Regions from separate parts of the Homo sapiens genome. Here region 1 is linked to region 2. A link is a loop called in an ENCODE intact Hi-C map of the cell type or tissue named here. Cell type or tissue: HepG2. All regions are shown on one strand. Links, peaks and the distances in the headings refer to the core of each region. The heading gives the core; the rest is flanking DNA. Region 1 overlaps DOK6 (docking protein 6). Region 2 overlaps DOK6 (docking protein 6).

Region 1 (5,391 bases), core at 200-5,199, 72 kb after region 2:
TATGAAACTATCCAGTTGGTCACTATTACATAAATTATCTCATTAAGACTTGATAATGCATTTCATATAAAGGAATGATGGCACTGAAACTTAGCAGAGTCTTACTGAATAATGGGTAAATGTCAGATCCAGCAAAATTTTGAAGCCTCCACCTTTAGCGTGGGAATTGTTAAATATCACTCCTTATTGACATTGTCAAGAACTATGAAGGGCCTGAAATTTTACCCTACTTATAAGCTAACAAATTAGCCTGCCACAGTTTCATGGATGTTGGCAGAAGACATGAGACTGCTGGGTCAGAGACAATGGGCAGTTTATTACTCATAGCAATTGCATTAACAAGAGTATTAGCCTTTTTGATGGCTAATTGAATCCCAATTCCCAAAAGATGATGTAAAAAGTTCAGGTGGCACCTGCACATGAAGTAGCTTGTATCACAGGAGGGAAACTACAAGTTTGGGGAACCCCAGTGTTTTAAAATAGGCAATAATCCAGCCTGACATTTCCCCCAGAAAGAGACATTATCTTTTTTGTACTGGAAAAAACAAATCTTCCTTTGGCTTCAGAGGAAGACCTTTGCAGGCGTATGTTTCTTGACATATCCTCAAAAAGATAATCCAGAACAAGGCAGTCATTGCCTTTGCTCACAAAACATGCAGAAATGCAAAAGACTCACGGAGAACAGTCTATCAAAAAACGTTCATTTTCTCACTAAATCTGCATCTGTTTACATTTTTTAAAAATACTTTAAATTGTTATACTTGTTGGGACCAGTGTGTTATAATGAAGTTATAAAAGTTTTTTTAAAAAAGAAATAGTAATTTCCTTATTCTCATACCTATAGCATACATTGACAATCACATTTAGCTTTATAGTATTTTTACATTTTTATTTTATAAAGGATTGTCATTTCCCCATGTCAGGACCAGGCTAAATAATTAAAATACTTTGATTCAACAGGTAATGATTAACAATCAAAAATGTGCAGGGCAAGATGAGACATCTGTACTTCATTTTGTGTTCCACTCTATCTGTGTACACAGGAGTGAGCTGCTGCATCCATTTTTCATAATTTTACTCATTAATATTTATTGAGTGCCTGCTGTGTGCCTGGCATTTCACAAGGCTCCAAAGACACAAAAGTAAATAAGCTTCCTCTTCTCAACTCAGTATAATCTTATAGAGGAGAGACAAAAGCAAGGAGATGAGAGATGAAATAGAGGTATGCAGAGGATGCTAACAGACAGAGTGAAGTGGCTTCCAACTCAGGTTGGGCAGGATGGTGGGGAAGAGCGTGTAAGCCTTCCTAGATAAATTCTTAAAGAAAAAATGGTAATTAGCATGGTAGGAGTTGAAGTTCAGATGAGTGTGAGGGCGAGCATTCCTAGTAAAGAAAGAAGCCCATGCCACAGCTCAGAGAGCCTGCTTTCTCTGGAAACTATGTGTAGTTTCTAAGAGGGCCATTAGAGCAGAGGGTGTCAGGATGGTACTGGAAAGCTGAGGCTGGAGAAGCACATTTCAAACCACAAAGAGTCCTTAGGAGAAGGAGAAGTGTGTGTGTTTGTGTGTGTGTGTGTGTGTGTGTGTGTGTGTGTATTTTAAAGACAAAGGAATTAATTGTGAAGCAGGGGTATTCTCCATTCTCTTATATCAGCATCTTCCTGGTGCCTTCCTTCTATGACTCTGTACTTTTAGCTCCCCTGAGACCCGTTTGAGTTGCTTCTCTCATCTCTATCAAGGTTCTTCTATGATCATTTCATAGGATTTATATTTGGAAAGAACTGTCTACAAAAAAAATAGCATTTACTCTAAAAATACAATTTGTATTTCATTTGCACAAGTCAGAAACTTACGTGTTTGAAGATCAAAAGTTATAATCATTAGATGATAGTGCTACCAACCTGACCTGTGTGTGGTATGTGTTCCAAAAAAAGCAAACAGAAACTTACATCAGACAGCCTTGTTATAGTAGTTATTTTTCTTTTTTTTTAAAAATTATACTTTAAGTTTTAGGGTACATGTGCACAACGTGCAGGTTAGTTACATATGTATACATGTGCCATGTTGGTGTGCTGCACCCATTAACTCGTCATTTAACATTAGGTATATCTCCTAATGCTATCCCTCCCCCCTCCCCCCACCCCACAACAGGCCCCGGTGTGTGATGTTCCCCTTCCTGTGTCCATGTGTTCTCATTGTTTAATTCCCACCTATGGATGAGAACATGCGGTGTTTGGTTTTTTGTCCTTGCGATAGTTTGCTAAGAATGATGGTTTTTACAAAAAAAAAAAATTTTTTGAGACAGGGTCTCACTCTGTTGCCCAGGCTGGAGTGCAGTGGTGTCTCAGCTCACTGCAGCCTCAACCTCCTCCTGGGCTCAAGCAATCCTCCTGCGCTCAAGCAATCCTCCTGCCTGAGCTTCCCAAGTAGCTGAAACCAAGGCACGTGCCACCATGCCAACTAATTCCTGTATTTTTTGTAGAGATGAGGTCTCACCATGTTGCCCAGGCTGGTTTCAAACTCCTAAGCTCAAGTGATCCTCCCACCTTGGCCTCCCAAAGTGCTAGGATTACAAGTGTTAGCCACTGCACCCAGTGTCCTTCAAATTTTTAACAAAAATCGTTTACAAACCACTTCAAACCCATTCACTGTCATGACCCCTTGTGAATCCAGGCTGAAGTGTTAATGAACACCCAAATGGTATTTATTAAAGGAGATTGGTACCGCCCTGTCCTGAGAAAGCCACTTTAAATTGCGGCTCCGCAGGACTGAATGAAGTGAAGACTGAGAGGAGTCATATCCAGGGTATGATTCTTTTAGTCTTAGTCTTGAAAAATTACAAATGATCATTCATTTCAACTTCAACTGCTTTTGTACTTAGAAAAATCTCACAATTCAAACTATTTTTCTAAATTTCTTTCTAGTGTTACTTAATGCTTATCTACTTCCTTATTTCTCAAGGTCTTTGTAATTTCTTTTCATCTATAATGTAGAGAGAGAACATAAACTAATATGTTTCTCCAAAGAGCTACCCAAATTTCCCAGTACAGGAAGTTTTTTTCAAATTTGATAGAGGTATAGAGACTTGTGTGCAGGCTTAGAGACAAAAAGACTCGAACAAACATAAACTGTTTCTGTCTTTGATTTAGTAAGATTTAGAAAAACTTAATTTATGTGACTTACCAATTTGCATTAAGTCAATGTTATTAATTATGGAAACATAAATGGTTTACATTAAAATACTCTTATCTTCTACTGCAGTAGTGAGAGCACAGAGTGAATTTAGGAACATTAGCCAACCCATTGTCACCAATGTAATCCAAGAATCCAAGAACATTGCAAACGGTTTATCAATCATAACTTCTTTTTTTTTTTTTTTTTTTTTTTTTTGAGACGGAGTCTTGCTCTGTCACCCAGACTGGAATGCAGTGGCACGATCTCGGCTCACTGCAACCTCTGCCTCCTGGGCATGCTATTCTCCTGCCTCAGTCTCCCGAGTAGCTGGGACTACAGGTGCCCACCACCACGCCCGGCTAATTTTTTTGTATTTTTTAGTAGAGACGGGGTTTCACCGTGTTAGCCAGGATGGTCTCGATCAATCATAACTTCTATTCAAGATTTAACTTTCTATTCTATTAAATGATTATTACTCATAAAATAAAACAGAAACACTAATGTTTCTGACTTTCACAATTATGAAACGAAAGTAAAACGTAAAGAGATAACAAATGTTTGGGAAAAAATATTCTCATAGTCAAGTACATACAAAATACAAATAATTCAGATTATGCTGTGCTCTTTTGAAAATCTTGTAACAGTGTGGCATTAAAAAAAAAAAGCATGATGCTTGCCTTGCACCTTTGCCTGTAAAATATGCTTTTATTTGCAAAATATTGTCCTTTTCCCCAATCACTGTGCTGTATGGCAGTGTTAACATTTTGGAGGTCAGTGAAGAGTTTTGAGCTGGTAGCCTGAGTTCCACCATTACTGTCTGTGTACTTCAGTGTCCTCATCTAAGAATGAGGATAAGAGCACCTCTCCTGTAGGCCTATCAGGTCTATTAAGTAAATTGACATAAATGGGATGTCTGACACTGCTAGTGCTCACTAAGCTTTCAGTATTATCATGAGCCTAACACTCTGCTACTTGATATGTGATTATATTTGACCCAAAGTAAGCTGGTAAGTGCTAGGACTGGCCTTGGCATCTGTACTCTCAGCCTTTTCCATATCCTGCAGGTTTTCAGTTCCATCAGAACATGGACCAGAATATTGTAAAGTAGCAGTTACTCTGAACGTACATTTCTTTAGCCAAAAACATTAGTATTTAATATGAAAAATAATTCATAAAAATATATCTCAAATATATTCTTCCAATTAATACATTAAAGACTAATAAGGGGTTAAGATGACAATTTTTATTGCTGCCCACTGGCAGAGTGGTACTATGGCTAATAAGGGTTGCTAAACCCACCTAGAAAAGTGTTCTCCTAAAACATGAGGAATGTCAAGAAAATTCCTTCTTTCTCCTACAATCTTGACTCCATTTTCATGAATCTCTGATCTCTTACTTTCTATTGGGATGGTTACAATACTAGTAGAAACATATTGCAATATCCAGTCCAGTAGGTGTTACTAACTAGAAAGTTATTTAGATTTCAGATTTCTAGGCTCTGAAATTATTGCATGGTTTATTCATTGTATAATGCAGACCTTAGAATCATGAACTTAACTGTAATAAATAATTATAGATTTTTCTCAGTAAGAATAAACTTTCTCAATTCCCTATCATACCCACCCCTTCTGGTCCCATTCTTATATAGATCTGTATCCACAATTCTCAACTCTCCTATTGGATGCTAGAGGATTATAATTTGCTGCAGAAAATGGGGAATTGTTACTAAACCTTGGGAAATGCAAATAAAACCAGAAGCTTCTTTTTAATCTCTGTACTAGTCTTGCATAAAAACAATTGTTTGATCTAGGGATAAATTGTTACTCATCAGATATAGTATAGTGGAAACAGAGTTGAAAGCAGCTACTTGGTAGTCCCATTGAATGAGCTTCCAAACCATAAATCTGATCCAATCACTCACTTTCTTAAAATCATTCAAAGCTTCCTATCACCTATTAGAAAAAATTATCCAATCTGTTTGGTAGAGTATAACAAACTTTCCATGACTGATTCCCTCTCCATTCCCAATCTCATCTGCTACTACTTGCCATTTGGATTTGGGTATAATTCATAATGATGAAACATAAAAAGTTTTAAAGCCATGACCATTTGGACATTGTAGCCTTATAAGAGTGACAAAGGGAATATTTACAAATATGAAAGTCAAAATTTTGTTCCTGATGATCAGAATGCTTCCCAGATCTCTGAAAAATTAAT
Region 2 (5,391 bases), core at 286-5,285:
AGAAAGCTTTGTGAATTAAATAAAATACCACTTTCATGTATAAAATAGTACTTGAAAAATGGGCAAGGAACATGAGCAGACATTTTTCAAAAGACATAAAAATGGCTACAAAGGTTCATAAAAAATGCTGTACATTGCTATTCATTAGGGAAATGCAAATAAAACCACAATGAGATATCTTCTCATACGCATCAGAATGGCTATTATAAAAAGATGAAAGGTAACAAGTGCTGGTGACGACATGGAGAAAAGGGGACCAGGACACTGAACACTGTTGCTGGGAATGCAAATTAGTACAACCATTGGGGAAAACAGCATGAAGGTTCCTCAAACATTTAAAAATAAAACTACCCCATAGGCCAGCAATTCTACGTCTAGGTATGTACCCAAATGATTTGAATCAGTGTCAAAGAGATTCAATTCTCTTATATTCACTGCAGCATGTTTCACAATAGTAAGTTTATGGAATCAGCATAAGTGTTTATCAACAAATGAATGGATTAAAAATGTGGAACACATACGCAGTGGAATAGTATTGAGCCTTAAAAAGAAAAACTCATTTGCAGCAACATAGCCTTAAAAAAAAAGAAAACTGACATTTGCAGCAACATAGATGGAATTGGAGAACATTATGCTAAGTTAAATAAACCAGACACAAAAAGACAAATACCATGTATTCTCACTTATAAATGGAATCTAAATCAATCAACTCATAAAAGTAGAAAGTAGAAATGTGGCTACAAAGGCTAGGGGCTCGGGGGCAACAGGGAGATGACGGTCAAAGGGTAAAAGTCTCAGGCAGGAAGAGTATGTTTTATTTTGATTTTGAGTGTTCTATTGTGGCAAATATAGTTAGTAATGCTGTATTGTACATTTCAAAATTACCAAGTAAATTTCAAAGGTTCTTATCACAAAAAAGATAAGTATTTGAATTAATGGTTATGTTAATTAGATTGATTTATTTCACTTGTATTCATAAATTATAATATGTGCCCCACAAATATATATAATTATAAATTGTCAATTTATAGTACAGTTAAAAAGTACTTAAAAGATACAAGAGGAAATGGACAGAAACATGCTAATCAGTCATTTGAAATTAACACTTTCATATCTTGATACAGTGGATTAAAAATTGAACAAATATATATAGAGCAGGAAATGCAGAGTGAATAGTGTTTATTATGTGTATATTTGAGTGTGTGTAGAGAGATTCTACATCAGTGTGTGCATCTTTTCAAGTACTTACAAGATGTACAGAAATTGGCCATATTAGTTAAAAATGAAAAATAAATTTTAATGTACGGAAACTACTCAGTGCATGTTCTCTACTACAAAACATTAAATAAAAAATAATAAAATTTGCACAAATGGCCGGGTGCAGTGGCTCACACCTCTAATGGCAGTGCTTTGGGAGACTGAGGTGGGAGAATTACTTGAGGCCAGGGTTCCAGAGCAGCCTGGGCAACATAATGAGATCTCGTCTCTACAAAAAGGAAAAAAAAAGTGCACAAAAAATCATTACCTTAAGAAAATATACACAAGCAATACTTTATGTAAAAAAGGAAATAAAGCTACAATTTACAATTATATAATTTTAGGAGAGAATACCTTCTATTCTACTTCATTCAGAAGCAAATGCTTTTATTAAACAAATACAATTTTAATTAATACTTAACTTGAGAAGGTAAAAAAAATAGATCAAGAAGATAACCTAAGAAAAACAGCAGGTGGAAATTAATTAGCACAAGCACAAAATATAAGAACTGAAAAATATGAGTTATTTACATAAATGAAAACACAAGTCTCTCTAAAAGATAAATATAAAAATATAGAAACATTATCCAAAGTAAAACCCAAATATATAAATTCAACATATGAAAGGACTTATAAAAATGTATTTTTTTAAAAAATCCTACAAGAATTTGATGGTTTTGTATTAAAATGTGAACACCAAATAACCTTAGGAGAATTGATGACTTTTTAGGGGAACAACGGTCATAATTCTACTTATACATACATCAGCTAAAGTCCCTAGATGGCATAACTAACCTAAATGTTTAAAATTTTTCTCAAAATTTTTTAGTTTTGAGATTTTTTAGTTTTTAGTTCCAAAAGAGCAGAAATAAGTTAATGCCTTTCAGTATGGATATAGTGAATACATTTGGGGCATAGCAAGGTAGTCCTTTGTATTATTCAGGGTCCACTTAAGTAAATGGAGCCTGTGATAGAGAGTTCAATGAAGGAACTTTAATACAGTAATTTAGATTCAAGAGATAGGAAGAGTAGAGACAATCAAAGATTAGCAAAAGCAGGAAAGATGCTACCAGCCCTGCTTCCCTTGCCTATTAGTTTCATGGATGTTGGCAGAAAACACAAAAAACTCCTGAGTCAGAGACAGAGGACTTGATTCCTGAGGCACAGCGAGCATCATGAGTTTCATGCTTCCATAGGTTTCCCTGGTCCCCTGGTCCCACGGGGTCATGTGGAGCAGCCAGGGTGGATGGTGCTGCATATTACCACAGCCAAGGGATCTGAGTTAGCAACTCCCCATCTTATCAGGGGGCTGCTAGCAACCCTGCCCAGCCTTTGCCTTGGAGGAAAATAGGATCTGTACTGTCCTGGTCAGGAAACAAATCTGCCCTCTGCCTGGAGGCTGTTTGCTGTACAAACATACTTGAAAAGATAGTAACAAAAGTGCAAAGCCAGAGTGACACAGGACTCATTGTTTCCTAAAAATGACCTTTTCAATGAAATGTGTTCAAAAGAATCTTCTGAAGTTTAGGGGAGGAAAGAGAGATGAGGATTGGAATCTCTTTGATATCATCTACGAATCTCAAATATTTACAAATAAAAGATAAGTGTATTTATATATTGCCTAAATGGGAAAAACACAAGGAACCCACCCTTGTTTCTATCTTTACAAGAGCCCTCTAAATCTAAACCTCTTTTCTGGTTGGGGAGAAGGGTCTATTCTCATCAACTTGAGGACAGCATAACTCTCATTTGTGTTATATTCAAACAAAGGTATCAGTGCAGTCTCCATACAGCACTTAGGGGCTAAATTATTTTCTTAGACTGTTGGCTTTGTGATGAGATGTGTCGGTTGTCCCTCTCAAATAAAACACAAATGTTTTAACTACTCTCCAGGCTTATTTGAGCTGTGATCTCTACTCTTTCTAGATGCTAACTAACTCCTGATTCATTGCTCATATCCTAGAAAACTGACTGCTGTTTCAAAAGAATAGAAGGAAGAGAGAGTTAGAACCAAAAATGACAAAAAGTGATGGCAAGTATATCAAGAACTGAATCAATGCCTCCTAATCTAGTTGATTTCTGTATGTATGCCAGAGCATCGTTTCTAAATCCTGACCCTATGCAAAAAGGAGAAGCATCGCCTACAGGAAATAGTCTTATAAATAACAAGGGAATTCTGGCACAAAGATTGCAGAATTTTGTATCGCTGTTTGAGACTTTTTTTTTTACTAAGTCCACTGAAAGAATCAATACAGCAGACCCTTGCAGAGAAGGAATGAAAGAACTTCAAACACATGTATCCATCTTGTTTAATTTCTTAAAATACATTGTTTAGAAATAATCTCATAACATAATTTTTTATATAAATATTTATTTGCAATATAAGTTGCCTTATATATTTTGTTGATATACATACTTTTATGGTCCTAAAAATCCTCCTGGTCAAATTGATGCATTGCTTTTTCAATGAAGGCATTACTATAGCATTTTAAGTTTTGTTTTTTCTTAATGCTTTTAATTGAAGCATTATAATATGAAAATAGTTAAGGATGAGTTTTAATTAAATAGTTAAGGATGTGTGTCCTCTTTGTTGAAGCCTGTCATCAAAAAAAGTTTTACACCTGTAATCCAGGCTACTCGGGAGGCTGAGGTGGCAGAATTGCTTGAGCTTGGGAGGCGGAGATTGCAGTGAGCGAAGATTGCACCACACTCCAGCCTGGGCAACAGAGTGAGACCCTATCTCCAAAAAAAAAAAAAAAAAGAAGTTATCAAGAGTGCTTGAAATACTGTCTTAGTCACTGCACAGATCAAACAGGTCAATTTCTAATACATTGCTTAAAGTTCATAACAAAATTAAGAATTGCTGGTTAAATCAGATTCTGCATTTCTTAGATTCCCCATGAGAGTACTCATATTAGTTTGCTCAGCCTGCTATAACAAAATACCACAAACTGGATGGGTTAAACAACAGAAATTTATTTTCTCAGTTCTGGAGGCTGGAAGTGCAAAAACCAATATACCTGCAGGGTTGGTTTCTCCTGAGGCCTCTCTTCTTGACTTTTAGATGGGCACTTCCTTGCTGTGTCCTTAATAGCCTTTTCTCTGTGAATATTTATCCCTGTGTCTCTTCCTCTTCATCTAAGGGCACAAGTCCTATTTGATTAGGGTCCCCACACTTATATCTTCCCTTAACCTTCATTAAGCTCTTTAAAAGCCTTGTCTTCAAATATAGTCATTTGGGGGATAGTGTTTTAACATATGAATTTGTGGGGGAACACAGTTCAGTCTACAGCAGTACTCAATACATAGGTACACATGGGGAATGGACTCTATTTTAAAAGTCCAGGGGAACATTTAGACATCTGAGAAATGGGGGACTAGATTTGTATCCCTGGCAAAGATCCCAAGAAAATCCATGATCAATTTTTTAAATACAAATTTTCCATTTTTCAGCAATAAATTATGGAAGTAGAATAAGGAGAAACCTAAAGAAATAGAATATCATTAAAAGCATCCTAGAACACGAAAACAATGAAGAGGGAAGAGTAGAGAAACATGAGGCGTAAAACAATACAGGGTGATTCAGAAGCAAATCATGTGGAAGAGTTATTATCCAGTGGCTTCCAATTATATTTCCAGCAAACAAAAAATGCTTACTCTATTTCCCTGATGCTTAAAACTGACCACATTTGGGAAGAAAAATGTCTCCCAGAATAAAAAAAAGAGAAGAAAAAGCACTTTCATCACATTTTGGAAAGATTAATTTACCATCAATGATCTACTGTATGCTGAGTAATAAACAAATTATAATACATTAGAAAAAGGAATAAAGAGTAGACAGTAGGCAGAACGGTGATTAATATGAGACTGAATCTATGGATTGTTGTTATTAATGGGCATTGCTGACATGAATTGAAGATTTATGTGTTTAATTAAGTTTATGCCTCATATGGGAAATTGGCTTTAAAGACGAAAGTCCTATCTTTTCTCCTAATAATCCTTTCATAAAATGAGCCTGGCCTCTAGTTCTTTATGGTGGTGGATGATGGACTTCCATCCATATGAGGGTGTAATGCACGTTTTTAACGTGCATAGCTCTACCTGCAGAGTCCCCCACTGTTAGGTCCGGGGTAA

The links. A loop is a pair of places that touch in the nucleus more often than their neighbours do. Peaks named below come from ENCODE experiments on the same cell type or tissue, not always from the same donor. Only the 100,000 strongest peaks of a DNase experiment are listed, where the experiment ranks them.
Region 1: it touches region 2 in a loop (2.0-fold over the local background); 1 of 110 quality-filtered maps calls a loop at or near these places.

Annotation. Positions count from the first base shown.
Region 1 is chr18:69,822,064-69,827,454 of GRCh38, forward strand. All of the region lies in intron 7 of DOK6 (docking protein 6), which reads left to right. Among named protein-coding and RNA genes, the nearest start is that of CD226, 120 kb to the right of the region's middle. In HepG2, for the core only: no CTCF peak of the experiment used is centred there; no DNase peak of the experiment used is centred there.
Region 2 is chr18:69,750,351-69,755,741 of GRCh38, forward strand. All of the region lies in intron 6 of DOK6 (docking protein 6), which reads left to right. Among named protein-coding and RNA genes, the nearest start is that of CD226, 190 kb to the right of the region's middle. In HepG2, for the core only: no CTCF peak of the experiment used is centred there; a DNase peak (open chromatin) is centred at 2,681.